Regions from separate parts of the Mus musculus genome. Here all the other regions are linked to region 5. Evidence: chromatin loops called from intact Hi-C (ENCODE). Cell type or tissue: heart. All regions are shown on one strand. Each heading gives the region's core, and the rest is flanking DNA. Links, peaks and the distances in the headings are about the cores only. Region 1 overlaps A1bg (alpha-1-B glycoprotein). Region 2 has its middle 56 kb from the start of Gm23835. Region 3 has its middle 61 kb from the start of Gm38563. Region 4 has its middle 28 kb from the start of A1bg. Region 5 has its middle 54 kb from the start of 4930402D18Rik.

Region 1 (6,041 bases), core at 403-5,402, 92 kb before region 5:
AACACTCTTCTGAAGTTTATATGTGTCTTAGTCAGGGTTTCTATTCCTGCACAAACATCATGACCAAGAAGCAAGTTGGGGAGGAAAGGGTTTATTCAACTTACAATTCTATACTGCTGTTTATCACCAAGGAAGTCAGGACTGGAACTCAAGCAGGTCAGGAAGCAGGAGCTGATGCAGAGGCCATGAAGGGATGTTACTTACTGGCTTGCTTACCCTGGCTTGCTCAGCCTGCTCTCTTATAGAACCCAGGATACCAGCCCAGAGATGGTCCCACCCACAAGGGGCCCTTCCTCCTTGATCACTAATTGAGAAAATGCCTTACAGTTGGATCTCATGGAGGCATTTCCTCAACTGAAGCTCCTTTCTCTGTGATAACTCCAGCTGTGTCAAGTTGACACAAAACTAGCCAGTACAATATGTCAGAGTGTTTTTTTTGTTTGTTTGTTTGTTTGTTTGTTTGTTTGTTTGTTTGTTTGTTTTTTGTATTACAGAGAGGAGTTTACCCCCACCCCCATGTCACATCATGCCCACCTCATAGCAAGGGCCAGAACTTTTGAGATTGTTTTGCCAAGTGGAACATTCTAGAGTCAGGTTCTGACTTCATCATAGGAACATTCAGAATGAGGCTAAGCCTAGGTACCAGATCTTCCTTCTGACCTGCCCAGAATGAGGCCTGATAATGTACCATATCTCTCTGGGTTGCAAGTCAAGGTTTACAAATATACAAATTGAAATATCTCAACATGAGAGAAGAGAGCCTGGAAGAAGTTGCCAGCCCTGTCACTTCCCTGAACGGCAAAATGTGGTCTCTCACTTCCTTAATCCACATTCATTCCTCGGGCCCTCCTGTCTCTTATATGTATGTCTATGTTTGTGTGTTTTGTCACTAGCCCTTTGCAATGGCATGTGGCACTCTCAGTTTGAAACTGCCAGCTCTTTAGAAAACTACCCTTAGATTCTGCATGGGATTTGCTTGAGTTAACTATAAAGAACCCGTAGATCTCATCTGTACTTGAACAAAGGTTTCATGAATTCTCCTGGAAGATACATAGACATGCCCATTTCCTTTATATTGGACACCAGCTGCCATCAGACATGTCTCCCTCCAAGCATAGCTCCTGAACCAATGAGTGTGTGGGGACTGAGCATGGGGAGTGTGTATAGGAATGAGCATTCGTGAACTGTTCTGGGCACATCAGTGACTCAGTAAGGACTGTGTCATTGAAAAGCTCCCAATTGATATGAGTGACAACTCAAAGAGCTGTGATTTCTTTTGAGTCCCAGATCCATCAACCTTTAATTGTCTCTTTAGCACTGTTCATGCAGTTGGAATAGGAGAATAGTGGCTGGAGTCCCTGGTGAGAGAGATGTCTGTGTTCTGCGGTACAACAGAATATTACTAGGGCTGATGAAGTGGTCTTTTGATAAGGTCTTGCCTCTGATCACACTAACTCTGACTTCAAGCCAGCAGCAGTCATGACATGCCTAGAGGATGGAATCTTGCCAACAATTTCACTGATGGGATTGCATCTCACCATCTTTCTAAACCCGTCAGGGTGAACAATGGAAAATACATATTTTGGTATGTATGACCTGCTATGGAGGTCATGAAATTGTATGTTTTATTACCAATCCTGGATGTTACTTCACAAAATGCGCTGAGAGAAAGGGCAGTGAAGTTGAGTAGCTGACTGCACACACCATGTCTTGGCACAGGGCTGGATCCTAAGTTCCAGAGAAAGAGCTAAGAACGATTCCAACCATCACACTAGCTTAGGAAACCCAGTGACTTTCTGATCCTGTCTCTTGGGGCACTTGTTAAAATGAAAGTGACAGAGTGGAACTTCTTGAGTTGTTATGACCTTGGGTAACTGTACTTATACGCAAAGACAGACTTGATTAAGGGTTAAAACCTTACCAGAGCTTACTGGCCTCTTCTAGCCCAGGGTGACTTGGCTCCAGGAAGAAGTAATGAAGCTTTGCTCTTCATCAAACACCATGGTGGAGCAGCTTCTCTTCAGCCCTAGTTCAGAAATAGAGCACTTCTCTGACACACCCAGTCCATTGTTTTCCAGGATTTGGAACAGCATTACTTAGCTTGAGCAAGCACTGGGACTATGCTAAGTATTATTAACTGTTCTTTCTTTCAGGGGATGGGTGGTACCTCTGTCCCTTTCTGGCTCCTTAAGATGACCACTATTCTTCCAATTTTGCCTCTAGCAAGCTTGGATCAGTGCACCGTGGTCTGTCCCAAGCCACTCCTTGGTAGGGTCATTGTCAGGACCTCTCCAACCATATGGGGAAGGGTCTCAGACTCCTGCTCACTCTGTGGCAGAGGAAATGAATGTCACCAGGCCCACCTCCTTAGCACGGTGGTAAATCTTTGCAAGACATAGAAGAAGCTCATGATAATTTAGCTCATGTGGTGTCCCAGGAAACAGGATATGTTCTCTCCCACATGTTAGTTTCACCCTTATCACAGCTCCGTAAGGTAGATAAGCTTGTCCTCATTGTAGAGAAGAAAAGTGAAGACCCACAAGTTTGTCCCACTTTCAAATCTAGGGTGCTCATCACATACCACACCCATGCTCTCTGTGGACACAATGGCACACCTGCTTTATAGTAAGGCTGTCCCATCAGTGTGTGTCACAGCCTCACACCAAGCCCTACTTCTTCTGTAAATCTTTCTATGCTTAGAGTTTGGCCCTGTGAAGAATAGCCCAAAGCTGTCCTGTTCTGTTTTGTTTTTGTTTTGTTTTGTTTTTTTGGTTTGTTTGTTTTTTGTTTTTTTTGTCCTGGTTTTTATGTCTTCACAGTAGCACTGGGCAGAGTGGCACATGACTATAATCTCAGTGATTTGGATGCTGAGGCAGGAGGATTAGGCAGGTAAGGCATTCAAAGCTAGCTGGGGATATGGTGTGAGATCCTTCCTCAAGACACAAACAAAATGTCATCCTTGGGATCCCCTGTGTCTGGGTTCACAGGGCAAATGAAAGACAGGATGAGTTAATGAGTTTAGGAGAGGTGCCTTGGGCTGGTATGTGTTGGGATCAAAAACAGCTCTGCTGTTTGTTAACTCCGCATTTTGAGAGATGTGTTTAGTGTTTACTCATCTCTAAATTTGGAATAATAATATTAGGTGAAATGGTTGCTGTCTTCTAGAATTTCTGTTTTCTCCTTCACATCTACAGCTATGCCAGGAATCAACAATGCTTAAGACCTATTATGAAGTTTTCAAGGTGTTCAAGATGGAGGCGTGATTACACAACTAGCCAAGTGCATAGCCCAGTAAAGATCAAGAGGCAAAATCCAAGCACTGCTCTGGACGCCATTACCTCCACTAGGAGCTCCACGTGGATGCTGAGCTCTGAGTGGAAGGGCTTGGGCCACCAGGAGATATAAAGGCAGGTGTAGTTGCACATATGTTGGGGATCCACAAAATAGAGCACCAGGCTGTAGGTGCTCAGTACTCGGAGTGTCCTGTAGGGCACAAATTTGCCATCATGCAGCAGCTCTGTGGTGACCCCAGGTATGTCACTCTGACAGCACACACCATCATCATGACCAGCAGGCACTTTATCCATTCATAGAGCCTGGAGCTTGGTGGTGGGGGTGGCCCTAGTACAGTGTGAGGGATAGTACTCAGTTTGGGGCATTTCCTATAAGGCCCTATGGTGAGCTTACTCCTTTTGCACTGCACACTAGGAATCAGGCAACTCTCTCTGTTGCCTTGCTCCTTGGGCATCCATCTAATAATGTCTGTGTCTCCTCTAGGTGTGCAACTCCCCAGCATCACAAGGGCTATGAATCTCCCAGACTTTGACCTGTTCCAGGGATTCCCTGGCTCCCCAGAGAGGTGAAGAAACCTTTTAGGAAACTGTTTCTGGCAGAAGCACAGTTCAAAGCTCTGAGGTCAAAATGGTTGCTATCACTTAGAATTTCTGTTTTCTCCTTCCCATCTCAAGCTACATCAGGAGTCAACAACTCTGAAGAGCATCATGTGACCTATTATGTTTTTTGGGTGTTTAAAATGGAGGTCAGTGCACAGGCCCTGAGAGCTTATTACCATTCTTGCTCTGTGTCTTAGGCTATGAGTATATCTTACTCTGCAGCCCACTGCACTTAACTAAACTCTATTTAGATGTGTATATATGAGTGTGTGTGAGTGCAAGGTTGTGTCTATGCAAATCAGAGGGGATTTTTTTCCGTTTCTCTTCTCATCCTACCATGTTGAGGCAGGATGTGTCTTCCTTCTGGTCACTCTGTCCTCCAAGTCAGGTGGTGGTCTGTTCTCCTTTCTCTCCTCCATCTCACTGTAGGAACAGTGGGATTATAGATACATGCCACTTGTGTATTGCATCCTTCTTATTTATTTATTTTATTGTAGACTCTAGGTATCAGCTGAGGTTGTGACACTTGTGGGGTAAGAGCTTTCTCATTACGTATTTGCCCTGTCCTAGGCTGTATCTTCTTTAAGAACAGGGACCATGTATTGTCTGTCTTTGAGATCACCACTAACAAAATTGACCTCTCAATTTTTCTCAACTTCCAATTAGAATTTGTTGGTTATAAAAAAATTAATGAATGAAATGATTCTTCATATTTAAAGCCTGAGTCAGTATTTTAACATCCAAGTAAGAGGTGAAAAAAAAAAGAGCCCCCTCTGAACAAAGGCACTGAAGGATCAGTGGTCACAGGGAGACATAGTTTATTTGGGGACCATGAGCATTGGGGTTTTGGTGGGGTACACAGCAAAGAGGCAGGGTGGTTTTGAGTTGAGGGTCCTAGTTCTGCCTCAGGGATCAACTCTTCAGACCTCAGTCTCAGGTTCCACTGAGGCCTGAAGGGAACAAAATACTGGCTCAGCTCTGAAGATGTTTTGCTGTTTTGATTTTTTCCAGTTGAGTTACTTCAGACAATGAATTGATTTAGACACACTCTGATGCCATCCATCAGATTATATTTGTAAGATATAAAAACACAGCCAGAACCCTTAGTGTAGTATTTTCTAACTTACTGCTAGGGTAGGCACAGACCCTTCCAAGCTAAGATAGACTTAATTAGAGCTTCAAGCTGCATGTATACACATGCTGGAAGAGGAAGAAATGCTTGGGAGCTATGAGACAGCCAAACAGAGATTGGCTTTTACCTTTATATCCTTAGGATCTAAACCCAAGCCTCTCCTCTTTACAGACACCATATCCCAGGCTTGGAATAACATCCTTCTGGATCTGCAGCTGCCTTAGATGCACAAATGAAAGGCATGCTTTAAACAAATTTTTACTTGACCTTTATTAAGTCCAGAGAAAATGAAGTTATCTTACATTGAGAAGAATGGGTATTATACCTGTCTTGAACCCTTCCCAAGAACACTTTTTTTGTGTCTGCAGCCACATTAGCGGCCTAGACAAAGAAATGGCTTCATTGACTCAGCAAGTTGCCACAGGGCCTTTCCACACTGACCTTGGTGAAGCAATTAGCCAGTGTACAGCTCTGGAAATATTAAGAACCCAAAACCTCAAACACAGCTCAGGAGAGCCTAACCTTCTACTATAACCTCCACAGGGTCGCTGATCCCTGATTCAAATGTGAAGGGCGGCAGGGCCGTATAGCGGCAGCTGTAGTTGCCTGCATGTTGGGGACCGACGAAGAGCAGCTTCAGGTAAGCTGAGGTGCTTCTTGTGGAGGCCACCGCGAAGGGTGTTTTAAAGCCCTCACGTACCAGCTCCATGCTGACCCTAGGCACATGGCCGTGGCATCGAAAGATGGCTTCCTGACCCAGATGTACTGTGCTTTTCCACAGAGCTTCCAGCCTTGGCTTGGGTGGTGGCCCTGTAAGGGAGGATGGTAATGAAGTTGTGGCATCTCCGGCCAGAGCAGTTCCTATGTTGGATCTGCTCTAGGTACTTCTTTTATGCCATCACTCTGAGTGACACAGCTCCCTCTCCTGCCTTGTGTCATAAGTGCTGGTGTGGGAACTTCGGCATCTCATCTAGGTATTTAACATCCAAAGTCACAAGGGTTGTGGGATCTCTCTG
Region 2 (6,041 bases), core at 319-5,318, 250 kb before region 5:
TTTTGTATAGAACAGATTTTATTCAGGGCATGGGGAGGGGAATTAAGAGGGTAGGAGAGAGGGGAAGGGGAGGGGAGGGGGAGGGGAGGGGAGGGGGAGGGGAGGGAGAGGGGAGGGGAGGGGAGGGGAGGAGAAGGGAAGGGAAGGGAAGGGAAGGGAAGGGAAGGGAAGGGAAGGGAAGGGAAGGGAAGGGAAGGGAAGGGAAGGGAAGGGAAGGGAAGGGAAGGGAAGGGAAGGGAAGGGAAGGGAAGGGAAAGTACAGGTTGGCCATGAGAGTGTGGAGAGAGGGGGTAAGGGGACAGGGAGGGAGAGGGAACAAGAAGGTGTGAGCAGGAGCAAGAGAACAGTCTGATGAATTTTAACAGGTCCCAGAGTCTGAAATGATTATCATTGGACTAATTAAAGGGTATTGAGACTGTTCTTGTTTTGATGTTTCTAGGGTTAAAGTAGAATATGTATATGTATATGTATATGTATATGTATATGTATATGTATATGTATATGTATATACATACATTATATAATATGAATATACTATATATAATATGTATATATAGAATGTGTGAGTATGTTATATATATTACAAATATGTAAATATAATATAATATAATATAATATATGTATAGTAAGTATGTGTGTGTGTGTGTATACCTCCATTCTTTGGCTTGTGGCTCCTTCTCTTATGCTCAAAGCCCATGATACTGGACCAAGTCCTTATACTTCCAATTCTATTGTTCTACCAACCTGTTAGCCTCTTTTCCCATTAATGATCAACTTTATAAGATTGTATTAGGCCAACCTGGATAATCCAGGATCATTGCCTTATTTTAAGTTCTGCTGCTTATGAATCAGAATTATATCTCTAGTCTTAATTCTCCTCTGTCGTATAGAATGACATACTCAGATCCAGGGTCTCTTTAGAGCTGCATTATTCTGCATGATAAAACTAATTCTTAGGTAAAGGGAAAGGCTAAGAACCATCTTGTGATTTTTTTTCCAGTTTCTTTCAGAGGCATGTAGTGTATAATTTACAGATGGACACCTACAATCCTTGAAATCCCCTTTTAAGTGATTCACAGAATGAAATCGCCCTAGTCAGTGTCGTATGGCTGTGAAGAGATGCCATGTCCAAGGAAACTCTTATCTAGCAAATTGTTTAATTGGGGATCTGCTTACATTTTCAAGGCTTAGTCTATTATCGTGGCAGGGAGCCTTATGGTAGGCAGGCCTGGTGCTAGAGAAGTATCTAAGAGCTGTCTCCTCCTGCGTAGGCTGAAAGAGAAAGATGAACTCAGCCTTGAAACCTCTAAGCCCACCCCAACACTTCTCCATCAAAGCCACACCTCCTAATCCTCCTAATCCTATTAAAGAGTTTCACTCCCAGCTTCGAATACCTTTACATATTTTTATGATAAAAGTACAAATAACCGAAAAGAAGCATCATCAGAGCAGTAATAATCCCTGCCATATTTCTGTAACTCTACGTCCCACGGACTCGTACGGTCTTCTACCGCCAATGAGGACAGTCCATTTCACATGAGAACCCCGATGGTTTGATAGGGTAAATGACCTTCCCGCAAGACGAGGAAGCAGGATGTGAATCCACAGTCCCTTTGATACAAAAACCTATGATCTCAATGACTATTTCGATTTAAACCAGCAAACATGGGATAAGAGCTGACACAAAGCTCTGGTAAGGGGTGGAGATTGGGAAGATGGAAAGCTTGACCTTAAAGAAAGCAGATCAAAGTCCTACAAAGTATTTGTTAGATAGCAGTTCAGGCCTTGGCTTAACCACTTACAAAAGAAGACATGTATATTAATCCGAGTCTCTAGACTCCAGGCTCTTCGTCTATATGATAAGATCATGGAATAGCTTCAGCTAATCATTGGAGGAAGATCAGATGCAGTCACTTAAGCCAAAGCCATCAGGATTTAAATGGGGGGGGGGGCGTTGTTGGTAAAAAGAAGCAAAAGCGACTCCTGTTATGAAGGTGCATAGATAAAATGCTCTTAGTAGTGAATACAACAAACTGATAATTCACACGAAGATCTATGAAAACATCACCATCGCAATCCTATGCTAAAAAAAAAATTCCTGTATTCTAAATTGTATTCTTAAATTCTTAAAGTACTGATAATTCTCCCCTGGTATAGAAAAATGTTATTTTAGTATTTCCACTGCATTCTTCTGCGGATTCTGGCTTTTCTTTTATGAAAGGGTCTCAACAAACTTGTGTATAGAAAAGCTGACTCTCACGGCAGCCTTCAAAAAGCCTTGAATCTTTCTTGGCCTGTACATGCTGGAGTCTCTGCAGGTCTTTCACCCGCTGGAAAAGAAGAGAGAAGAAAACTAGTATCTCCTCCTTAAGGGGTCAGCGAACTTCCCGCGGCAGCAAAGATCCCCGGTCAGGCCCAATCGCTACAGTAGTGCTGAATATGCCACATGAGGGTCAGGGCCCTGACAAAAGCTGAGCTAAGCCTGAGAGAGCAGAGAGCAGAGCTCACAAGGAGTGTCCATCCTTTTCTCAGTCTGAGCTGTCCCCCACGCCCCTGGCGGCCAACCAGGGAAGGGCAGGTTAATACCTCTCCCTTTCCCAACCCTGGACCAGTCTCAAGTGACATCTATTTTTAGAAAGCTTCTTCGTCTAGCTTCTCGCAAGCCCACTGCAGCTTACCCTGTGAGGCCTACCTCCCACCTCAGCTCAGCCTACCACACTTAGGCCAGCCCAACCTCCTTCTGTCAGCACATCTTTGATGACAGCTGCCAAGCCAGCTCTGCCAATTTCCTGCAGTGCCACGTGATTTAATGTAACCAATCCCATCCAGTCTAGTACTGTGCCTCAAATGGATGCTGTGAGGCCTGCAACCTACAGAGCATCATCGCACAGTTCACTGCAGAGACTTGTTTCTGCTGCCAGGAACAAGACAGCATCACTTCACAATTCCCAAACCCAATATCTGCTGCAAGGACTTCAGCTGCCAGCCAGTTTCATGGAGGAAAGTTGACATTCTGGGGTCAGTCATCTCACTGTCCATCACAAAAGAGCAGAGGCCACAGAGGTAGGCCCATAAAGAGGCCGACTCAACTGGAGGAAGAGAATGCTGGCAAGTATACCTGTCCTGGGAAACTGCAGCTTTTCCTTCCGAGGGAGGAGAAGGATATAGAAATGATTTCAGATTATGGCTATGCAATGTAAGAGCTGGCCAGATCTTTGTAACAAAGTGCTTCTTTGACATGTACAACCAGAGCTATAGACACAGATGTAGATGTATCCACGTGTAGGGCTTCAACAGTTGTACTAATGCATAAATAAGTAAGTATATAGGTAGATAGATGAATATATAGATGTTTGTGTTTACATAAATGAACACATAAATTTTCTATAATATTTTTAAATATTTGAAGACAGTAAAACTTGACTGGAGAACTAAAAGGGGGGGGCTGACTCTAAGAGCCCACAGAGATGACATTTCAGAGCAAGTGTAGAGAATCTTGTTCATCAGACTGATGTCTCTTCACCCCTGGTACTATGGTTTTCTTGTACAGGAATTTTTGTTGATATGGTGGTTTATAAGTAGTTTCGTAGTATGTTAGCAAGCAGATGAAAAGTGGTGGTATCACATGCCTGTTCTTTAACAAGTTTTAACCTACATTCTCCAGTTTCTGGTCCAGTTTCAACCACTACCACATAGATACTACAGGCATCTCATCTCTACAGAGGGCTGACCCCAAATAGAGTCTGTGGGAACGACAAGCCATGTTGTCTTCTTACTTAAAACTCCCATGTATGCATTCCCTTCCGTTGTCCTCTTTTCTGGTTCCTTCTTGATTTTTAAAATGCAAGACTTCCTTGATTTCTCAGTTAGATGTTTTTACTTTCCATTAGCAACATGGGAGGTAAAACACAGCCCATTTAAACGGAGGCCCACTCCCTTATTTGGCATCTACTAATTCCTGTAACTTCAGTAATTAGTTCATTGTCTGTCTGTGTTGGGCTGTGCTAAGAGCTGTTGAGGGAGGGCATTCTTGACACTTGGTGACCTATCACTGTTCTCTACAGAACTGCAGAGCAGGTAGTCGGTGGTTTGTGATTATTTTCCAAATGAAGAAAATAAATGCATTTGTACCACAGAAAAGAAATCATTTATCCTACTCCTTCTTTTAAATGGGCCAGGTTTTGTTGGGTTTGTTTGTTTGTTTGTTGTATGGTTTTTGTCACCTACAGATTCTCCTCTAAGCATCTTGTGGATTTTGAACTTGCAAGTATAGAAACAACACACTGAAGTCTGTGGTGTTCACTGTTTGTTAGTAAGATGTAGAATAAAAGGAACTCAAGGTCAGAAATAATAAAAAACAAACAAACAAACAAACAAAGACCTCGAGGTAGGGTGGAGATGCCTGTCTGAGTTAGGCTGTGAGAGGCCCACTGCTGTAGTAGATACACAAGGAAATGGTAGAGACTGAAATAAAACGAATAATTTCATTCACACAAAGTTTTCTTTACTCAGCTAAAATGTGTCCCTCAGCCATGTCAGAGACCAACCCTACCATCTCCCACAGAAAGTTCCAAATGACAAAAGGTGGAAGTGTCAGTTAGAATTGGGATAAGTTGTGTTGCTCAGAGGTACTGGGACAGAGGAACACAATCAATAGTCACTGAACTTTAGAATCTAGCCAGCAGAGGGTGGAAGAGAGAGGACTTGACCCAGGATGCTAAGTCTCGGTCATCAGGATAAATCTCCTCTTGTTCCATCCCATTTTTAGATTAGTTGTCTAGCTCCAGCTGACTGCAAGTGAGTCTGGGAAATGGAGTCTAACTATGTGACCAGGATCAAGGGAAAAACACCTTTAAGGAACACTTGACTACTTCAACTACAAAAAATGAGGGAGGAGAAATATTTTTTAAAAACTGGTGCGATTCCTAGGCAAGGCTTAAAGAAAGAGAGGAATGTGAGAGAAGAAAGGAAACAGCAGAATGGTGTTTGAAGGAGTTAGTGGTGGTGAGTATTCTGTGGCCTCCACTCTATTGTGTCTAAAAATAACTCTGATCCATTCCCCCTTTCAGTAATGATGGTCCATGAGTGGGCATATTGAGAAAGAATGAGAACAAAGCTAACATGTGGGCTGCAGAAGGGATAATTTTGAAAATGTGCATACTCCTTTCCATTATTATTCCACTTGTCAGAATATGACTGACATTTCTTTTGGATTATTGCTTCCATGGCAGATTCTCAGCATTTCTCCCAAAATATCAGTCTCCTTTCAAAGGGAATGTTACCAATTGAAGACCCTAGTTAGCAACACAGCCAAGACTAAGACCCTGCTTATACATGTAATTGTGACATGTTTTACAAATTGAGTGAAATATGAGACAAGAAGAATGGGGGTCCTAAACAGCTCAGGAACTGGCAAAGAATCTTCTTTTCATCGCCTGTCTACTGCACACTCACCCTGTCTCACTAAATCCCCACTAAGTCCTCAGGAAGGTGAATGTTTGTCCATTTATAGATAAGGAAGCAGAATTACCTGGAAGACATAGATAGGACTAAGAATCCAAACTGCTGATAATATCAAGAAAAACAACCAAATCACTTCTTTTACTGTGCCCTGGAGAAGACACAGAACATCACCTAAGTTACTTTGACCTTGGAGGCAAGCAAACTGTGGGTGAGAACCAAGCAGGACTATTGGAGGATGGGGAACACAAAGTAAGTAGGGAAGGTAAATGATTTAATCTTGTGCTTCTTAGCTGTCGTACACTAAGGCTGATGTTTACTCATAAGCATTCTGACAAGTCTAAAATCTCCCTCTTCTCTCCCTGTGTTTATCTCAAGCCTATCTGTCTATCACTTATAACCCAACTGATTCTTGGTTGCAAATTTGCCTTACATGGACCCCTAAAAACTTCTAAAAGAGAGCTTATATTTTGTAACCTTTACATCCTATTTCAAGCCCTTGACAACTCTCCTGGTTTGCCAGGAACTGGCCCAATTTTAGCTCTCAGAATCATCCATCCAGGATAGTCCTCACTCTTGGA
Region 3 (6,041 bases), core at 750-5,749, 89 kb after region 5:
TACGAACTACATTTTCTGGGTGTTCTTATCAGGTTGAAGAAGTTTTCTCCCATTCAGGTAATATATAATATTTACATCATAAACAAACATTAAACTTTGTTGAGTGTATTTTCTGCATCTATTAACATGTTATTGTGCTTTTTAAAAATATTTTGTCGACATGATGGATCAAGTCAACTCATTTCCAGATGCTAAACTGACCTCTCCTTGTATACATGTCCTTTGGTCATCCTATATAAATTTCTTAGATGTTGCCATATGTGTAACTGTTTGGTTGGAGATTTTCATATGTATGCTTACAACATATAATTGCTCTGCAGTTTCCTTATGATGACTACCTTTGATCTTGATATTGAGGAAATAACTTCTTAGAGTAAGCTTTGAAGTGTTCACTATTACTATATTTTTACCAAGCATCTGCAATGTATTAATTTTAAATTTTGTATAAAGATTTGGCAGGATTTACCAAGGCACTTAGGAATGAAGTTTGATTTGTGGATAGCTTTTTTATTATTATTTTTTTATTTTACTGGTGTTAATTTGTCTTTTTTGTTAAAACTACTGATTTAGTTGTTTATATGTCTATTTGGATTATCTATTTCTTCTTGAGTTAGCTTTAGAAATTTGTCTTCACCAGTCAGAATGGCTAAGATCAAAAATTCAGGTGACAGCAGATGCTGGCGAGGATGTGGAGAAAGAGGAACACTCCTCCATTGTTGGTGAGATTGCAAGTTTGTACAACCACTCTGGAAATCAGTCTGTCAGTTTCTCAGAAAATTGGACAGAGTACTACCAGAGGATCTCGCAATACCTCTTCTGGGCATATATCCAGAAGATGTTCCAACTGGTAAGAAGGACACATGCTCCACTATGTTCATAGCAGCCTTATTTATAATAGCCAAAAGCTGGAAAGAACCCAGATGCCCCTCAACAGAGGAATGGATACAGAAAATGTGGTATATTTACACAATGGAGTACTACTCAGCTATTAAAAAGAATGAATTTATGAAATTCCTAGGCAAATGGATGGACCTAGAGGGCATCATCCTGAGTGAGGTAACCCAATCACAAAGGAACTCACACAATATGTACTCACTGATAAGTGGATATTAGCCCAGAAACTTAGGATACCGAAGATATAAGATACAATTTGCGAAACGTATGAAACTCAAGAAGAACAAAGACCAAAGTGTGGACACTTTGCCCCTTCTTAGAATTGGGAATAAAACACCCATGGAAGGAGTTACAGAGACAAAGTTTGGAATTGAGACGAAAGGATGGACCATCTAAAGACTGCCATATCCAGGGATCCATCTCATAATCAGCTTCTAAACGCTGATACCATTGCATACACTAGCAAGATTTTGCTGAAAGGACCCTGATATAGCTCTCTCTTGTGAGACTACGCCGGGGCCTAGCAATCATAGAAGTGGATGCTCACAGTCAGCTATTGGATGGATCACAGGGCCCCCAATGAAGGAGCTAGAGAAAGTAGCCAAGGAGCTAAAGGGATCTGCAACCCTATAGGTGGAACAACATTATGAACTAACCAGTACCCCGGAGCTCTTGTGTCTAGCTGCATATGTATCAAAAGATGGCCTAGTTGGCCATCATTGGAAAGAGAGGCCATTGGACTTGCAAACTTTAAATGTCCCAGTATAGGGGAATGCCAGGTCCAAAAAGTGGGAGTGGGTGGCTAGAGGAGTGGGGGGAGGGTATGGGGGACTTTTGGAATAATATTGGAAATGTAAATGAGGAAAATACCTAATAAAAATATTTTTTTAAAAAAGAAATTTGTCTTCAGTTGTTCATGGTATTTTACTATAATCTATTTTTGTTTCTATAATTTTTACTCTCTATATTTTTTCTCTGGTACGAGGTGCAACCAATACTTTTAAAATCAAAGAGAGAACTCAGGGTCTTCTTGCCTCTGCTTCGCAAGTACTGTTCTTAAGGGGTACACCCTGCTCAGGTCTATCAGGTAAGTCTTGCTTCAGTTATGTGTGTATATGATACATTTGTAAATACCACAAAATATATATTTCTTATTGTGGATGTGGTTAAAAAATATCTGAAACTGGAGTGTGCTAAGCACCAGATTTGTTTTATATGAATGGTCATAACCTGTATTAAAGTTTCATTAATTTCTTCCTCATATTTGGCTGATGGCTACTATTTTTCAAGTATACCTTTAGGTCATGCTTTCTGGAGGAGCCCTTTCTTTTCTTTTTCTTTCTTTTTTGTCTTTTATAAAGTGAATTTATTTATTCACTTTATATCCCAATGTCTGACCCGCTCTCCTCCCAGTACCCCATCATCCCTCCCTCCTCGTGCCCTCACACACCACACCTCTCCTTTTCCCCCTTCCCAGCACATAAAGTCTTTGCAGTACTAAGCACATTCTCTGCTACTGAAGCCAGACAAGTTGGCCATGTTAGGGGAATATGATCCACAGGCACATAGACAACAGTTTCAGAGATAGCCCCTGCTCTAGTTGTTGGGAACCCACATGAAGATCAAGCTGCACATCTGCTACATATGGGCAGGGGAGGGAGTTAGGTTCAGTCCATACTCACTTTTTGGTTGGTTCCTTCTTTTGAACTCCCAAGGGCCCAAGTTAGTGGACTCTGTTGTTCTTCCCGTGGAGTCCCTGAATTTATTATCTGTGGATTCCATTATCCTAACTTTGTCTGGCTTCAGTGAGAGAGAATACACCTAGTCTTACAATGACTGATGTGTGTGTGTGTGTGTGGGGGGGGTTAATACCCAGTGTTGGGGGTCTCCTTTCTCAAAGAAGAAGTGGAGGGGGAACGGAAGGAAGAGCTGTGGAGGGGGGAGTATGGATGGGGAGCAGAGGTGGGCTAATACTGGAGGATAAACTCAATAAATAAATTAATTAAAAAAAAGAAAGATGAAAGCAAGCACCAGAATTCATCATAAAGTCTGCTTTCGAAAATACTCAGACACTATCATAGAGTTAATGTGGGAAAAAAATAAACATTAAAAAGCTACAAAGGCTGTGTTTCATGTGAAGGAAAGCAAAGTTGTCTTCAACACAGTGCTTTTCACAAGATCTTCAGTAAGGGAGGCAGGGGGAAAGACAAGGAGGAGAGCCCATGTATCCTGCTGTGTGCCCACAGGATTCCCTCCCTGTCTTGCAATGCTTACTAAATATGAAAACATTGCTCCATCTAGTGGTTTTTCTTAACACACATTTCTCACAGCTTCCTCTTGTTGGTTATCTTTGACCATACCAGAGAGATGGGAGGCTTTAGTTTCCTAAAGGTTCATGATAAATTTTTGTCCTTCAAGAGTTTCAAAGAATGAATTATTTATAGAGCATAGACATGAATGAAGACTTCCAGACAAAATGGCAAAAAGAAGTGTCCTGAAAAAACTCTTCTGCTACTTCATCTATCTGGAAAATTTTTGGTAGGTTTCACAAGAAATTGTTGTTTGTGAATTCAAAAGAAGACATCTCTAATAGGTAAAATGAGAGAACATGAAGGCACAGTTATGAGCCACAGCTCAAGTAAGAGTAATTCAAGTCAATGGAAACAAACTTCATCAGCTCAGGGTCAGTTTTGATTAATTGGCATTTATATATATTTTTTATGGTTTTCAATTTGCTGCATTTTGAAAGTCTGGTAATTTTTTTTTAATTAGATATCAAACATTGTAAATTTTATCCTCTATCCCCAAATGAGCACATTGAAACCTAATACCAGATGGGAGACTTGTAGTAGTTGGAGCCCTCCTGTAAGCTATCGGTGTCCTTACACATAAGGTATCACACACACACACACACACACACACACACACACCTTGTCCCCCTTTTCAGGCATGTTAACAAAGTACTATTACTGGGTGGTGTCAGGAAGTAGTCTCTTATCACTGAACCAGAGAGAAACTTTGTATTTGACCTTCCAGCCTCTAAAACTATCTCAGATATGTCTCCATGATTATAAGCCTTCTGTTTTATGATAGCCTGAACAGATAAGAAAAAATATTGATGCACTTGCCTATATATATTCTAAAATGTCACTTACCCAGTTCCACTATGTGGAAGTAACTTGATACTTTTGGTTCTCTTTTTAAATTTCCATCACTAGGTAGGTGGTACCTACAGACAGTATTTAGCTTAAGATTCTGACTTCTTTATTCCTACTACCTTTAATTCAGCATGACATTTTCAATTTCATGAGAATAAAGGATACTGCAGAGAGTTTCTGTGGTCGAAATGGCTCTGAATATTTACTACTTATAGATGTTAGATTAGTGTCTTGCTAATAGTAAGTATACGCATTCTAATTGATGCAGTTTGTAGTGTAGGGGTTATTATTATTTTTTACTCTATTTTCAACTTTGGTGACTTCCATTCATACACGATATATCTGACATCCAATTCATAATCCATACCAAAACACTTGGCTGTGTTTGATAATGAGATAGAAAAGCAAACATCCCACAACCAACACACAGAGAGAAAGAGAGGGAGAGGAGAGAGTTGAGAGGGGAGAGGGGTGAGGGGAGAGGGAGGAGGGAGGAGGGAGAGAGGGAGGAGGGAGGAGGGAGAGAGGGAAAGGGAGGAGGGAGAGAGGGAAAGGGAGGAGGGAGAGAGGGAAAGGGAGGAGGGAGAGAGGGAAAGGGAGGAGGGAGAGAGGGAAAGGGAAGAGGGAGAGAGGGAGAGGGAGAGGGAGAAGGAGAGGGAGAGGGAGGGGGAGGAGAGGGAGAGGGAGGGAGGGGGAGGGAGAGGGAGGGAGGGGGAGGGGGAGGGAGAGGGAGGGAGGGAGGGAGGGAGGGAGAGAGAGAGAGAGAGAGAGAGAGAGAGAGAGAGAGAGAAGATGATCACTTTTAACTGTCAACTTGATGCAATCTAGAATCATCTGGGAAGAGAGTCTCTGTGAAGGATTGCCTAGATCAAGTTGGCCTATAGGCACATCTTTTGGGGGAGATCATCTTGATTAAATTAACTGATGTGAGAAGGTTCATCCCAGTTTGAGTGGCCTCATTCCCTAGGTTTGGTCCACAAACTATGAAAAAACTAGAGAAGGTTTCTGCCCTGTTGACTCTCCTGCTGTTGTAAATTATAACCTGGAATTGTGACCTAAAAATAAACCCTTTCTTTCCTAAGTTCCTTTCTTTCCTAGGGTCTCATCAAAGCAACAGAAATGAAACTAGGACATATGTCAAGTCACAGGACCATCATGGGACCTGTAATCATTTTTACTGGAAAAAAGAATATGTAATTGCAAATCAAATACAAAGTACACACCAAGATTAGACAAGGTAAAGAGAACCTTTTTATGCAACATGACCTATGTTCCTTTCACAGATGATAGCAGTCTCTTGTAAAAATGTCAATACACTTTCAAAATTTTTTGGTTTTAATTTTGTGACATTTCAATGAGAATTAAATAACTTGTAATATAAGGTTATTTTAAAATATTAATAAAATTTTGAATTATTACTAGGAAATTTCACAAATTCTGGTTATACTCGAATTTCCATGTTTTCATTAAAAAGATACAGAAGTCAGAGAAGGAAAAGCCAATCAATACCTTACAAGTATCAAATTTCACATTTGTTCCATCCTATTAAAAGCAACTCTTCCTGTAGGTTTCTTTAACTCTGATGACACAGGAAATGTGAGTTTTCCAGAGGCTGTGTAGATCGTGGGTCACTGTGAGGAAACAATGAAGCAGATATCAGAGCATGAATAAGTGCTGCTCTGAGCCCTCATCTGCCCTGCCTTGACCTCCTGCTGTTAACAGCAACTACAGAAAGCTGTAGAGTCAGCATCAGCAAGCATGCAACATCAGCAACAGTTTCTGTCATTCACAAGTGCTGGCTTTTAAGATATGAAGAACCCTTCCCAGTGAAAACAAGTCTGAGATCCTTAGATTAGAGTCACTCATGGTTCTCTTCTCAATAAGAATCCAGGTCTGAACTCACTCTCATTGGTTGGAGGTGATGCAGACAAAGCACACCATGGTTAATGTTAATGATATTATGCAAAACTCAAATCTGTGTGTATATCA
Region 4 (6,041 bases), core at 455-5,454, 110 kb before region 5:
GTACCCAATCCAGTAGTTTTTGATATATTTACAGAGTTGAGAAATCACTATAATAAATTTCAGAACGTTTCCATCAACTCAGAAAGAAAAAAAATATTCTGTACCCTTTAGCTATGACTCCCCAAGCTGCCTTTGTTCAGTGTTTGAGGCAAGATTTCTGATAATGTTCAAAAGACATTTCTATTTCTGTACATCCCCAGAGTTTTAGAAATAACTACATTATAACACTTCTTACGCTGCAGGGCTAGCGTTGTTTTTCTTCTTGTCTTTTCTGAATCTCTGACTTCCAGGAGGACAAATGCTTTAGTTTATTGAACTTTATGTCTACTGTCAGTTCAGTTTCTAGTACACCTTGGGGTTCAAACAAAGGAAGTAAGACAGAAAGAAAGAGGAAGGAGTTGGGGACAGAGGGGTGTGGGAGAAGGAAGGAAGAAATGAAAGATGAAGGGAGAGTATACATACACACACACATACACACACACAAACACACATACTTTAACTGTCAAAAATGGTACAGAGAAGACATCTGGTAGGCATTTTCTGGCAAATGTTCTTTTTTTTTTTTTAAGGCAGTGTTTTCAATGAAAAGGAAAATCTTGAATTTTGAGTGGGTTTTGTTTTGAATTTGCACCATTCTGGAAGCTATGAGGTGTTTACTTCACAGTGTCCACAGGATTTCACACCTAAATTGTCTTTGGCTACTATCACGGAGAGATCCACAATAAAAGTAATTCATACCCAGGCAAAGCTTGTTCCTCTGTAATCTAATAGCTATAGATGGCTTGGAACTGAGAAGTCAGCCTGGCCCAACCAGATATTTCCAGCTTGCATTTCATTATTCCATAAGGTTGTGCCTTCAAATACATGGCTTGGGGTGACTCTTCCTTGGTAGTTGCACATCCTAGTCAATTTAAGAAAGTGAGCTTGTGCCATAAGGGATATGATCTGTATGTTTCATGCATTGTTTCTTATTTCTGTATGTACCACATTGACTGAAAATGTAATCTTATCTAGATGCACAGGGACTGTGAGAACAAGTCTTCTGTTTGCCCTTGTATCCAGCTACACTTCATGCTTAGCTTCTCCTTCTTAAGGAGAAGAGGTGGAGGAATGTCAGAGAATAGTTCCATGCCTCACCTTTCTTTTTTGCAGTCCATACTATGGCACATTGCTAATTTTCTTCATTTTCAATTTGTGTAGCAAGCATTGGGCCTGAAAAAAAAAAGAGTGACTTTTTGTTATATCTTGCTATGTTTTATATGTTTGGCATTTAAATGAACTTGGAATGATTTTTTTCCCTACTTTTGTAATTGCAAATGTATTTCTAGTACACTAGAGAATAAGCTGGCTTTCCTGAACCAGCCAGGAGAACTTTTGCCCATTTACAATATTATTTCTGGGGGGAAAATGATTTTGATTACTTAAAATACTACAAAGAAATGTACTTTTGAAATGTCCATCTGACAGTTGAATAGTGTTAAACTCATTGATGCTGACAAGGAAACTGTCAGCTGAGAGAGACACTAGAAGTTTCTCTGGGCAGCTCCGATGCAACACTACAGCACTGCTAATTTTAGTCAAGATAAGTCCAGCTAGAATTTCTCCTTTTTTCATTTGTTTGTTAAGCCACGGTTGTGGGTTTATCTTTGGACTTTAAATATTCAGCTTTTTATTGGAATTTGTTCAGTTGGGAATTGGTAACCACAGCACAGATAGTACATGGGAAGTATATTTTAAAACGCATGGGTAAAGGTCTAACTTAAAGCTTCAGAAAACACAGGTTTAATTTTTGGCTAATATAACTTTGGCTATATTTTTTTTATTCGGAATTTGTCATGGTTTAAATGTAAAGTTTTTGAATTGTATAATATATTCATGTACCATAACATAAGCATATTTGTTTATGTTAGTGTCCAAATTTAGGGACAAATCTGCACACCCCCCCCCCCCCCCCCGTGTCCTTGGCATGTGCTCAGGCTGAGGGTGTAACAGTTTGGCACTGATTGTATAACTCAGTCAAACTAGATTTTTTTCTCTCCTGCAGTTGACAAATATTCATTATATGCCTATGAATAAAGCACCTGGGTAATAGGCTGAGGTCCATGAAACAGATGTTGAGCAAAACAATCCCAAGACATACTCTAGGAAGCTCACTCTCTCTTAGAGAGAACAGATTTTAAGCAGTGTCAACAAGGTAGGAGGAGGGTGATTCCTGGCAGAAAAGCATGCAGCTGGAATAGTTTGCAAGGATCCAGGCCTAAGTGAAAGGGTCCCAGCTCTGCCCTCCCCGACCTCAGTGCTCAGAGGCAATAGTGGGAAAAGGAAGAAGAGCAAGCACCTTGTGGAAAGAGGCTACGACATGTAGCTCTTGTGAGTACCTCTCAGAGGAACTAGGGTGTGAGGAGAAGGAAAAAAAAATGAACTTGATTCTTGAATACCACCCATTGGGAAATATCTATTAAAGCACTTGTCACATAAATGAAAACAAAAATCCAAAGCATGGTAGCATTTCAGACAGTGTTGATGACAGGAAAAGTGTTTTGTTTATTTAAGGGCCAGTGATGTCACACAAAACTTTCTAGGTCAAGCTGAGGTTTCTGAGGCTATTTGGAGGCAGCTTAGCTGGTCAGAGGTTGAGCTCTATTTTAAGCTTATGCAGCAGGAAGAACACTGGTGAACAGGCAGGCATCGGAAAAAGCATGAAAACAAAACAAAATCACGGTTGGAACCCATGGAGGCTCTCCGGTGGCAGGTGTGGACAAACCTCTGTTTTCCTTTTCTTTTTCTTTTCCCTTTTCTTTTCCTTTTTCTTTTTCTTTTCTTTTTTTATTAAATATTTTCTTTATTTACATTTCAAATGCTATCCCAAAAGTTCCCTATTCCCCCGGTCCCCGCCCTGCTCCCTTACCCACCCACTCCTACTTCTTGGCTTTGGCATTCCCCTGTATACAAAGGTAGAAGATCAAGTGTGTGTGTGTGTGTGTGTGTGTGTGTGTGTGTGTGTGTGTGTGTGTGTATGTGTGTGTGTGTGTGTGTGTGTGTGTGTGTGTGTGTGTGTGTGTGTTGTAAACTTACAGGCTTAAGTGTGTAGGAGTGGATAGTGGATAGTCAGAAATATCTTCTACTATGAAAGGAATGTTTTCACATTAGAAAGAAATTGACTTAGTATTTGGGTATGAGAATGTTCTAACTGGTTTAGAATTAGATAAGTATTCTAGATTAAACCCTAGGACAGATAACTAGACTAGATTCTTCTCTGTGAAGGTAATAAAAACATTAGAGCACCTGAGTAATTTTTCTTGAAGTAATAGAAATGGATGAGATTTCACTTATTCATGAATAATCATTAATTGATTCACTTCTTCAAAGATATTTCTTGAAGAAATCTTAAGTGGGAAGAGGGGAAAGAGAATACCATGTGATACCTGAGGCAGAAAAGGAGAAGGAGAGTATTGGGGAGGAGGAAGAAAACCAGTAAGAGAAGGACAGGAAGGTGGGAAAGCGCAGTGGTAGAGAGAGGGGCAGATAAGAACAATGTGTCCAAGAAAGTGTCATGATGAAATGCACTATGTGTTGAGTTAAAAAAAAAAAAAACTGAAACAGACAATTGGAATGGGGATGGGGCATCTCTGGGACAAACTAGAAAGTAAGAGCAATGTATGGAAATTCTCAGGAATCTATGAGGGTGACCCTAGTTAAGACTCCTAGCAATGGAAGATATGGAGCCTGAATTGGCCCTCTCCCATAACTAGGCAAGACTATCAATGGCAGGACTAGGACACCGATCCAGTCACAAAATCTATGACCCACAATTTGCCCTGACTAAAGGATGTTCAGGGGTAAAAACAATGGAGCATAAATTGGGAGAGTGGCCAACCAATGACTGGTCCAGCTTGAGATTTATGTCATGAGATAGAGTCCTTCCCTGACACTGTTAATGATATTCTGCTATACTTGTAGATAGGAATCTATCATAACTGTAGTCAGAGAGTTTTCACCCAGCAATTGATAGGAAAAGATGCAGGGACGAAAAGCCAGACATTAGGTAGAGTTTGGAGAGTCCTGTGGGAGAGGAGTAGGAAGGATTGTAGGAGCCAAAGAGGTCAAGGACACCATGAGAAAACCTACAGAATCAACGAACCTGGGTACATAGAGGCTCACAGAGTTTGACCCATGAACCAAGAAGCTTGCAAGAGACTGACCTAAGCACTCTGCATATGTGTTACACTTGTGTAGTTCTAGTCATCAAGTGGGTCTCCTAAGAGCAGGAGCAGGTGCTATCTCTAACTCTGTTGCCTGTCTTTGGGACTCTTTCCTCCTATTGGGCTACCTCATCTAGCTTCAATGAGAGAGGGTGCACCTAGTCTTACTGCAACTTGATATGCCGGGGCTGGTTGATATCCATGGGAGGGATCCCCATTTTTGAGGGGAAATGGAAGAAGAGGAGTGGATAGGGGAAGAGAGGTGTGGTGGAATGAAAAGTAAATAAATTAATTAATATAACATACTTGGAAATACTTGAAATGGATTTACAAGGATAAAAAGGCACAAAGTATCTATAGAGAGACTAGCTGTTTGATTTAAGGGATGCTGTCTGAAGTCTCAAGGAGTGTGTAATAAAATGACCATGATGCAATATTTTTGTCTGTTACTGCCATTTCTCCAGCATCCTAGTGCATGTGGGTCCTCTTAAATATACAAATGCATGATCCGTAGTTGATCGCATTTCATAATGAGTTTGTTAAGAAGTCTGTTATTTTGAAAATAAATATATTTCTTGAGCAAGTAGCGTGTGCTTAGCATTGGAGGTGCAGTGGTTAAGAACAATGGATCTTTATTTTCATAGACATTATGTCTGGCTGTAGAAGATGGACAATTGAAAGAAAGCCAGTTGATTTCTAGGATGGACAAAACAGAAGCAAGCCTGTGAAGAAGAGACACAGGCTAGTGGGTTGGATGATGGGACTGTAAGGGTGTCCAGTGAAGGATTCCTAGGGGATGTCGTGTGTAATCAAGCCCATGTTAGAAAAATGAGAAGTCATCGTCAAATGAAATCAGGCAAGAAGCAGAGAGTTCCCGGTATTTTGAGCAACATGTGTGAAGGGCCAAATATCAGAGTATGGAGAGTTGTGGAAAGGCTACTCAAAACTGTCCATGGTTACAGAAAGCAGTGCAAACATGGGACTGAATGAAGGGTCTAAAGGTATAAGACAATTCTCATTTATTTGTAACAGACCATTTCTAATTCTATACACCAAAAATTTGGAGTGAATATACTCAACAGCCCTTCTAAATCTCCAACTCTCTCTATTTTAAGTCAGAAAGGAAATCACAAGGCTAATTGCAGTGTGTAGGAGCTTGTGACTACTTCCTGACAGGGAGCTATGTATATGATGGTTGGGTATGATTTCTGATCAGTGTTTACTTTGCAGCATCACTCTTTTCATGGTATCCTTGAAGCATTTTGCACAGTGCCTACTCAGGACCCTAGGGTCCAGAGTAAGTCCCCAACCAGTTAGCACATGGTTGTCCCCCAGTATGACAGAGAAAAAGTGTTCAAGGTAATTCCTTGTGCTTCATTGAGACGTAGAAGAAGTATTCAACCCAAAGCCCTGTTGCAAATACAAACAGGAAGCAGAACTTTAAATTAATCACTTAAATAGTTAATCATTTTAAAATTACCTACTCAGCATTTTCTGTTACAGCTATAAAGACTAGATGGATGCCTGCTGAGCTGAGACATCCTGAAACAGGAGCATGATTAAAACTGTTCCGTGCCTTGGGGCCAGGGATGAAGGGATATATGAAGTCTGAGGGTACACATAGGAGGGCCATTTGATGTTATGTGACCTCCTTCAGGATGTTCTGCCTAGAACCCTAGAGGTAAGTACAAGTGTGGCAGAGACTGAAAGAGATCCTAAAAGGAAGCCTATGAGAGATCGAGTTTGGAAAGATCAGAGATGAAATTCTGGACCTCGAAGGAACAGGTGTAACAATACAGGAGATTATGTCTGCATGATGGTAGCGACTTCTCTTGTAAG
Region 5 (6,041 bases), core at 652-5,651:
ACTCACCTTGTAAGGACGGAAGAGGAGAAACAAACATAAGCAAAAACCAAATATGCAACAAAACCTTCTGACTGAATAGATTTTACTCTTGTTGGTGGAGTGAAATGTGCTAGATCGCTCTGAAGCATGGCACCTGGCCATTGGGACACAATGGTTTTTTCCCCCTTTGAAGCCCAATTCCATTGCTTGGGTCTGTAATTCAGAGACTTTTAGGACAACTGTGATAACAATAGAGCAACTTCTCTGCTCTCCAAACCACCATTCCAAACCCAGAGGTCTCAACTTTTAGAGTAATTGTACCTTTAAAACAAACCCTAGCTGATGTAATCATCTTGGAGGCAAGAAACATATGATATAATAAAACCAACAAAACAAGGTACTCACAAACCTAGCTTAGGAATGAATCTACTTGTTCAGAAAAGCAGCAGTGTCCCGTGGAGAGGAGGAAGCAATTCGGTGACTGAGTACTGGTTTTCCACCAGACATTCCATTAAAGATGTTATTAATGATTCTTTACTTAAAAAATTTATGACAAAGGCATTATTTTTCTCTGCCTTGTGAACAATGGGCCAGAGTGTTAAGCAGGTGTTCTCTGGAACACAGAAAGGATCTCAGAGTGAATGGTGCATCTTGTCTCCAAACCCCAGGCTCTGTGCCATTAGCAGGCTGCTCCCTGAGGCATTAAGCCATTTAGTTTATAACCTAAAAGGTATCACAGCTATGGGAGGAACAGACTTGTCAAACTTAACCTTAGAAGGTGAGAGAATCAGTCAAACTTTAGATTTGCCATGTTGAATCGCGAAAAGGATGGCAATTGCTGATCATGCTGTCTGGTACTATTGCCAAATGTCACAACCAGACAAGAGTTCCATTCAAATGTCTCAAATATCAAATAGAGAAAGAGGCTGACCCTATCAGAAGCTGGGGCTGGGAATAAGCTCTGTTCTTATCCGCCCACAGTGCCCATGGTTATTGATATCAAAGGCACCATACAACTGGTGCTGCAGCATCTCAGCTGCAGAGCTCATGTGCTGACACCACTTATAACAAATATAATTCCTCACACACCATCCACACTGCAGGAAACCAACATTCAAAACAACAGATCAAATGCATCGCATGTTTATAGCTATACAGCTTTTACCTGAGCACAAAGAAAATTTCACCACATAATACCGATGAGAACCAAGTTTTATTTCTGCTTATTTCTGGGTTCATTTTCTGAGAATACAAAAGAAAGGAATAAACAGACAGACAGGCAGATGGATAGATAGATAGATAGATAGATAGATAGATAGATATTAAGTTCATTCTCTTTCATCAAGGATAGTGATTACAGAAAATCCAATCCAAAAGTTAATAACAATTCATTGCTACAGCCTATAGTGCTCATTCTCTCAGCAATGGTACATTAATGGTACCTTTTCTATGCAAATACCTTTGAGGATACAGATATGAATAGAATAGAGATTGTGCCTTTGAGAATTCCAGACTGCAAAGGAGAGGGAGAGATGTACTCAAATGCTGCTAATCCAAATGAAATCATCATCATGGAAGACATAGGAATAAAACTGTGGCCTTTGTGGTAAACTTTGCATTTAAAAGGCTGTGCATAGCTTTTGGGGTTTCAACTCTTCAAAATCAATGTCCTGGCTAGGCTATCGCTGAATATATTATCACTCTGAAGATTAAATTCTTATGTGTAAAATTATCCTCAAAATGTCTATTTGATCGTCTTAGACTTAAAGGGCATAGTGCATACAGATTTCTTCACAGACATCTAGGAAGTGTTGTTATTATGAAGAATAAAGGTAAGGTCTAAGTCTCTTACTTAGCCAAGGAGCTCTGGACTTTGATAGCTTCTTAGAGGAGAATTGACTTTGTATAAGTGTGTAGTCCCTAGTAAGTTGGCCTCACTCTGGTGGAAGACCACACGTCCAAAAATTGGTCTTGATAGGTCTAATAAAAATAAAGGGATAAAGTCACATAGTTCAGGTGGGTAGGGAAGGGGTTGGTGGGGTTGGATCAGGGAAGAGTTGGACAATGGGGTTAATACTATCAAACAGAATTCTCAAAGGATTCAAAAAATATTTTTAAACAACTTGTCACCTGTTGTTTAATTATGGAAAAGATGAGTTTTCTGTCTTCACATGGTTGGTTATAGAACAAATGTAGAATAATGTGAACAAAACATCCAGGTTTTGAATGTTCATAAGCAGGTTTGTTTGAAAATAGTACACGTGTTTGTTTTCACATTGCCCGCAGCTGCTGCAGACTGACAGAGGGCTGGGTGGAGTAGCTACAGCAGAGACCAGATCATGTGTTCCTCATAGCCAAGAGCGGTCACCCTTTCACTCTTCACAGGGAAAGCTTGCCAGTAACTGGTTGAGAATGTCTTTTGCAGGCGATGGGATTACAAAGAAGAATTTTGAGTAGGAAGGCACTGACAGAGATGTTTACAAAACTAAACTTGCAGCTGAATTCCTGACAGGAAGATCAAGAGTCTATAAATTCTCAGATGAAAGAGATAAGACTGGCTAAGAGGGAAACAGAGGGAATTTTATAAGGAAATTATTCTGGCTAGCCTGTAACCTTATTTAGGCATTTTAATACAATTAATTATTTTCTTTTTTTTTATACACAGTATTGGTTTTTATGAGGATATTTTTCTTTGAGGTAGGGTATTTATAGGTAGTATATTATGGCCCAAAGATGTCCTTGAAATTCTAATCCTCCAGCCTCTACCTTTCAAACGTTAAGATGAGATGCAAGCACCCACTGTGCTCACTTTACTATTTTGGGAATTGGATACAGGGTTTTAGGCATGCCAGGTAAGCACTCTCCCAACTGAACCCTCTCCTTTGCCCCATTATGATGCTTTTAGATAAGAATATAATCTATTGTCACCACATCACCCTCATCACTCTTTACCCTTACTAATATATACCAATTGAAATGAATGTAAATGAAAATTATATTTTATATTTTATAGGATCTTTCATTCATCGAAGATTGGCTGAGCATCTACTGAGGGAAGGAGGGAGGGAAAGGTTTCATTGTGTTGCTTGCTTGTTTTTCTGCACTATGCTCAAAGCTGGACTTGGTCCTAATGGGTTTAGTGGCCCAGCTGAGAATATCAGAGACAGGAACTGGGGCGGGGGGAGGGGGGATATTCCGAAATGTGAATTTCCTGGCTTGTTTCCTTCAGTATAACAAACTAGAGTTGATTTCTGGACAGCCCTGCTGTCTCAGGTAGCCACGCCCCACCTTTCCTCCCATGGAACAAAAATCTCTTTGTGTAGATAGGATGTTTATCTCTACAGCCATGGATTGAGCTTAGATGGGAAGTAAATATTTTTGGAATCAAGATCTGAACTTAAGGGAGGCCAGTACCTAGTCAGCTTCCCTTTGTCCCAGTGTTAAATATTTTAGACACCAGATACTGAGGCAGCATTATTTACAGACCATTATCAGTGGCAGCCAGAAGAAATTAGAGAAGCCTTATCAGGCACAGGTGCTTTGTTTATGACTAGTCATTTGAGAAGTTATAATTGCTTTCTGTACTTCTGGCAGGTTCTCAGTGTTGTTTTCCAATGAACAAATACCAATAATGCCAAGTTGGACTAAATGGCACATCAATATTTATCATTATACAGATATTTTTATTGTGTATTCATAGCTTAGTTGACTCATTTAAGGCAACTGGTTTTTCTATGAATGACATTGAATGTGTTGGGTATTTCTGATTTCCTGGACTTCAAATGTTGATTCAATTGTTCTAAGTCTTCTGCTTTCTATTTTAGGTGACTTGATTATTTATTTATTTATTTATTTATTTTGTATTATTGTTGTTGCTGGGCATAGAGGTTGTCATGTACATTTTGGGTATATAAACTTACTATATTTCAAGGAAATTTTAGAATGGCCTGGTGATAGGAAGTGGTTTTCCTCTCTTGCAGAAATTAGTCAATTGTTTTATCAGTTATTTAGCTGATTCAGTGCTGGCCCAGCAACCATCAGCCATTCAACTAATAACAAATGTAATGACCTATTGTTTGCCTACCCAGTCTCCAGCTTTCTCCCTTTCTCCTCATATAAGGCCCAATTGTCTGTTCCCACATACATCTTTTACCTGCTCAATTTATAGAAAAGATTGTTTTTTATTGCTTTTAGCATGCTTGTGCATGATATACAGGAGCAACTCAACTAAAACTTTGTACAAGTTGACCCATTTTGCTTGAAGGGAAGGATATATAGCCCATGTTTAGGAGAAGAGGAGGTCTTTCCTCATACTAGGCAGAAACAAAGACACATTGGGTTCAGATAGTCACTGTCGTCATCTTGGGGTGAACCCTGGGTGATGTAGATAGGGGATGCTTCTGCTGTTGACAGTGAAGAGAACTGGGTTCTTGTGTGACATCTGGAAGGAGGTGGGCCACTGCCTGCTTTCCATCCATAGGGTCTGAGTAGGAACCTCTTTCTATCCTTTGTAATGAAACCAGACTATGGGATTTCAAGCCTCAAAACTTAGCTTGCTCAGGAGATGACTCGTAGGATTTTGTAAGATTTCAAGAGAATGTTCAGATATCATAGCAATAGCCATATTGTGGCTCCTGTATTATTCAATATAATTTTAGACCCAAATAGGCATTTTATCTCCTTTGGCAGTTTCCATTTTGCTTTGCTTTTCTATTAATTTCTATGTTGGCTTACACACTTTTACCTGATTAGAGAGTAGTAGGGGGTTAGCATCAAGTTTCAGAAATAAACATGTCCCTTTCTTTCTAAGCCTTTTTTTTCCTTTTTAACCCTCTCCTATTATTTAAACTGAGATAGAAATCTGGGCAAGGAGGCAACATGGTTTGTCTAGGGGAAAAGACATGGTATTAGGAAAAGGCAGGTTGTATATTTTGCTGTTTGTCAGTGAGAATATTTTCACTTATCATCATTGATAAATAAAACTCATTTAGCATTCATTTGATAAAGCAATGAAGTTGGAAGCTAGGATCCAGTTTTATACGGTTTTGTTCTGTTTGGTCAGGGTTTCCTTGTTTCCCTACTTACAGGGAAAGAAGTTAACCATCTAATGCTTGAGGATCAGTGTGATTCCTCCGCACGTTGTTTCTTCTTTTCTGAATTTGCCAATTGCATAGTTTATTATTCAGGATATGTTAATCTGTCATCACCAATGCCTTTCTCTATGTTTAAACTGTTGTATTTTTTCATTAATCTTTCTTTATTAGCTCACATCTGGAGCTGACTGTGGGTGCATGATCCTAATGATCTTATTAGGCTTACGGGTACAGTCCTCAGGGCCCAGGTGGCAAGGCCCCGGATAATGTATTTAATTGCTTTGTTAAATGATATACGTCTTTTAGACCTTTCATTAAGTATGTTCCCTTTGTTACACAATTGTGCCACTTGCTCCAAACCTGCCTTACTCTGGGGATCTTTAGAGTGCATTGGGGAGTCATAAAGGAAAATGAGGTAGAAATTGAGGTTGGGGTGCTGCCTGGTAGATGCCAGTATCTCAGCCCCGCTTTTGTGATATTATCATTAGAAAATTGGAAGTGGCTCAAATATGAAACCTGTCTTCCAGTCTGGATGTAAAATTATTTTACAGATATGTTCTTCTGCACCAGATTTTTCCATGTCTCCCATCTCAAAAAAAAAAAAAAAATACAGGGACAAAAATGGAGCAGAGACTGAAAGAATGGCTAAGCAGTGACTGGTCCAACTTGGGATTCATCCAATGTGTGGGCACCCAATCCCTGACACTATTATTGATACTGTCTTGTGCTTGAGGACAGGATCCTAGCATGGCTGTCCTCTGAGATGTTTTGCCAGCAGCTGACTGAGCCAGATGCAGATACTCATAGCCAAGCATTGGACTGAGGTGGTAGACTGAAGAGATGAAACAGTGAACTGAAGAGATTAAACAGTGAACTCGCACAACACCACACGGAGAAATCAAAGCTATAGGCAAAACCCAAGAATATGTTTTGGTCATCTAGAACATTACAAAAAAAAAAAAAAAAGGC

What was found. A loop is a pair of places that touch in the nucleus more often than their neighbours do. Peaks named below come from ENCODE experiments on the same cell type or tissue, not always from the same donor. Only the 100,000 strongest peaks of a DNase experiment are listed, where the experiment ranks them.
Region 1: a loop joins it to region 5, with 4 times the contacts of the local background. A loop is called at or near these places in 5 of 42 quality-filtered maps.
Region 2: a loop joins it to region 5, with 2.7 times the contacts of the local background. A loop is called at or near these places in 3 of 42 quality-filtered maps.
Region 3: it touches region 5 in a loop (6-fold over the local background); 4 of 42 quality-filtered maps call a loop at or near these places.
Region 4: a loop joins it to region 5, with 12 times the contacts of the local background. A loop is called at or near these places in 2 of 42 quality-filtered maps.

The regions. Positions count from the first base shown.
Region 1 is chr15:60,912,317-60,918,357 of GRCm38, forward strand. It overlaps A1bg (alpha-1-B glycoprotein), which reads right to left. Exons shown (of 7, transcript NM_001081067.1): 7 at 5,273-5,835. The coding sequence ends at 5,543. Among named protein-coding and RNA genes, the nearest start is that of A1bg, 5.9 kb to the right of the region's middle. In heart, for the core only: no CTCF peak of the experiment used is centred there; no DNase peak of the experiment used is centred there.
Region 2 is chr15:60,757,549-60,763,589 of GRCm38, forward strand. No RefSeq gene overlaps it. Among named protein-coding and RNA genes, the nearest start is that of Gm23835, 56 kb to the left of the region's middle. In heart, for the core only: CTCF peaks have their summits at 2,559 and 4,673 (motif pointing right); no DNase peak of the experiment used is centred there; H3K27ac peaks cover 286 bases.
Region 3 is chr15:61,093,435-61,099,475 of GRCm38, forward strand. No RefSeq gene overlaps it. Among named protein-coding and RNA genes, the nearest start is that of Gm38563, 61 kb to the right of the region's middle. In heart, for the core only: a CTCF peak has its summit at 3,206 (motif pointing left); no DNase peak of the experiment used is centred there.
Region 4 is chr15:60,890,586-60,896,626 of GRCm38, forward strand. No RefSeq gene overlaps it. Among named protein-coding and RNA genes, the nearest start is that of A1bg, 28 kb to the right of the region's middle. In heart, for the core only: no CTCF peak of the experiment used is centred there; no DNase peak of the experiment used is centred there; H3K27ac peaks cover 370 bases.
Region 5 is chr15:61,004,389-61,010,429 of GRCm38, forward strand. No RefSeq gene overlaps it. Among named protein-coding and RNA genes, the nearest start is that of 4930402D18Rik, 54 kb to the left of the region's middle. In heart, for the core only: no CTCF peak of the experiment used is centred there; DNase peaks (open chromatin) are centred at 2,343 and 3,273.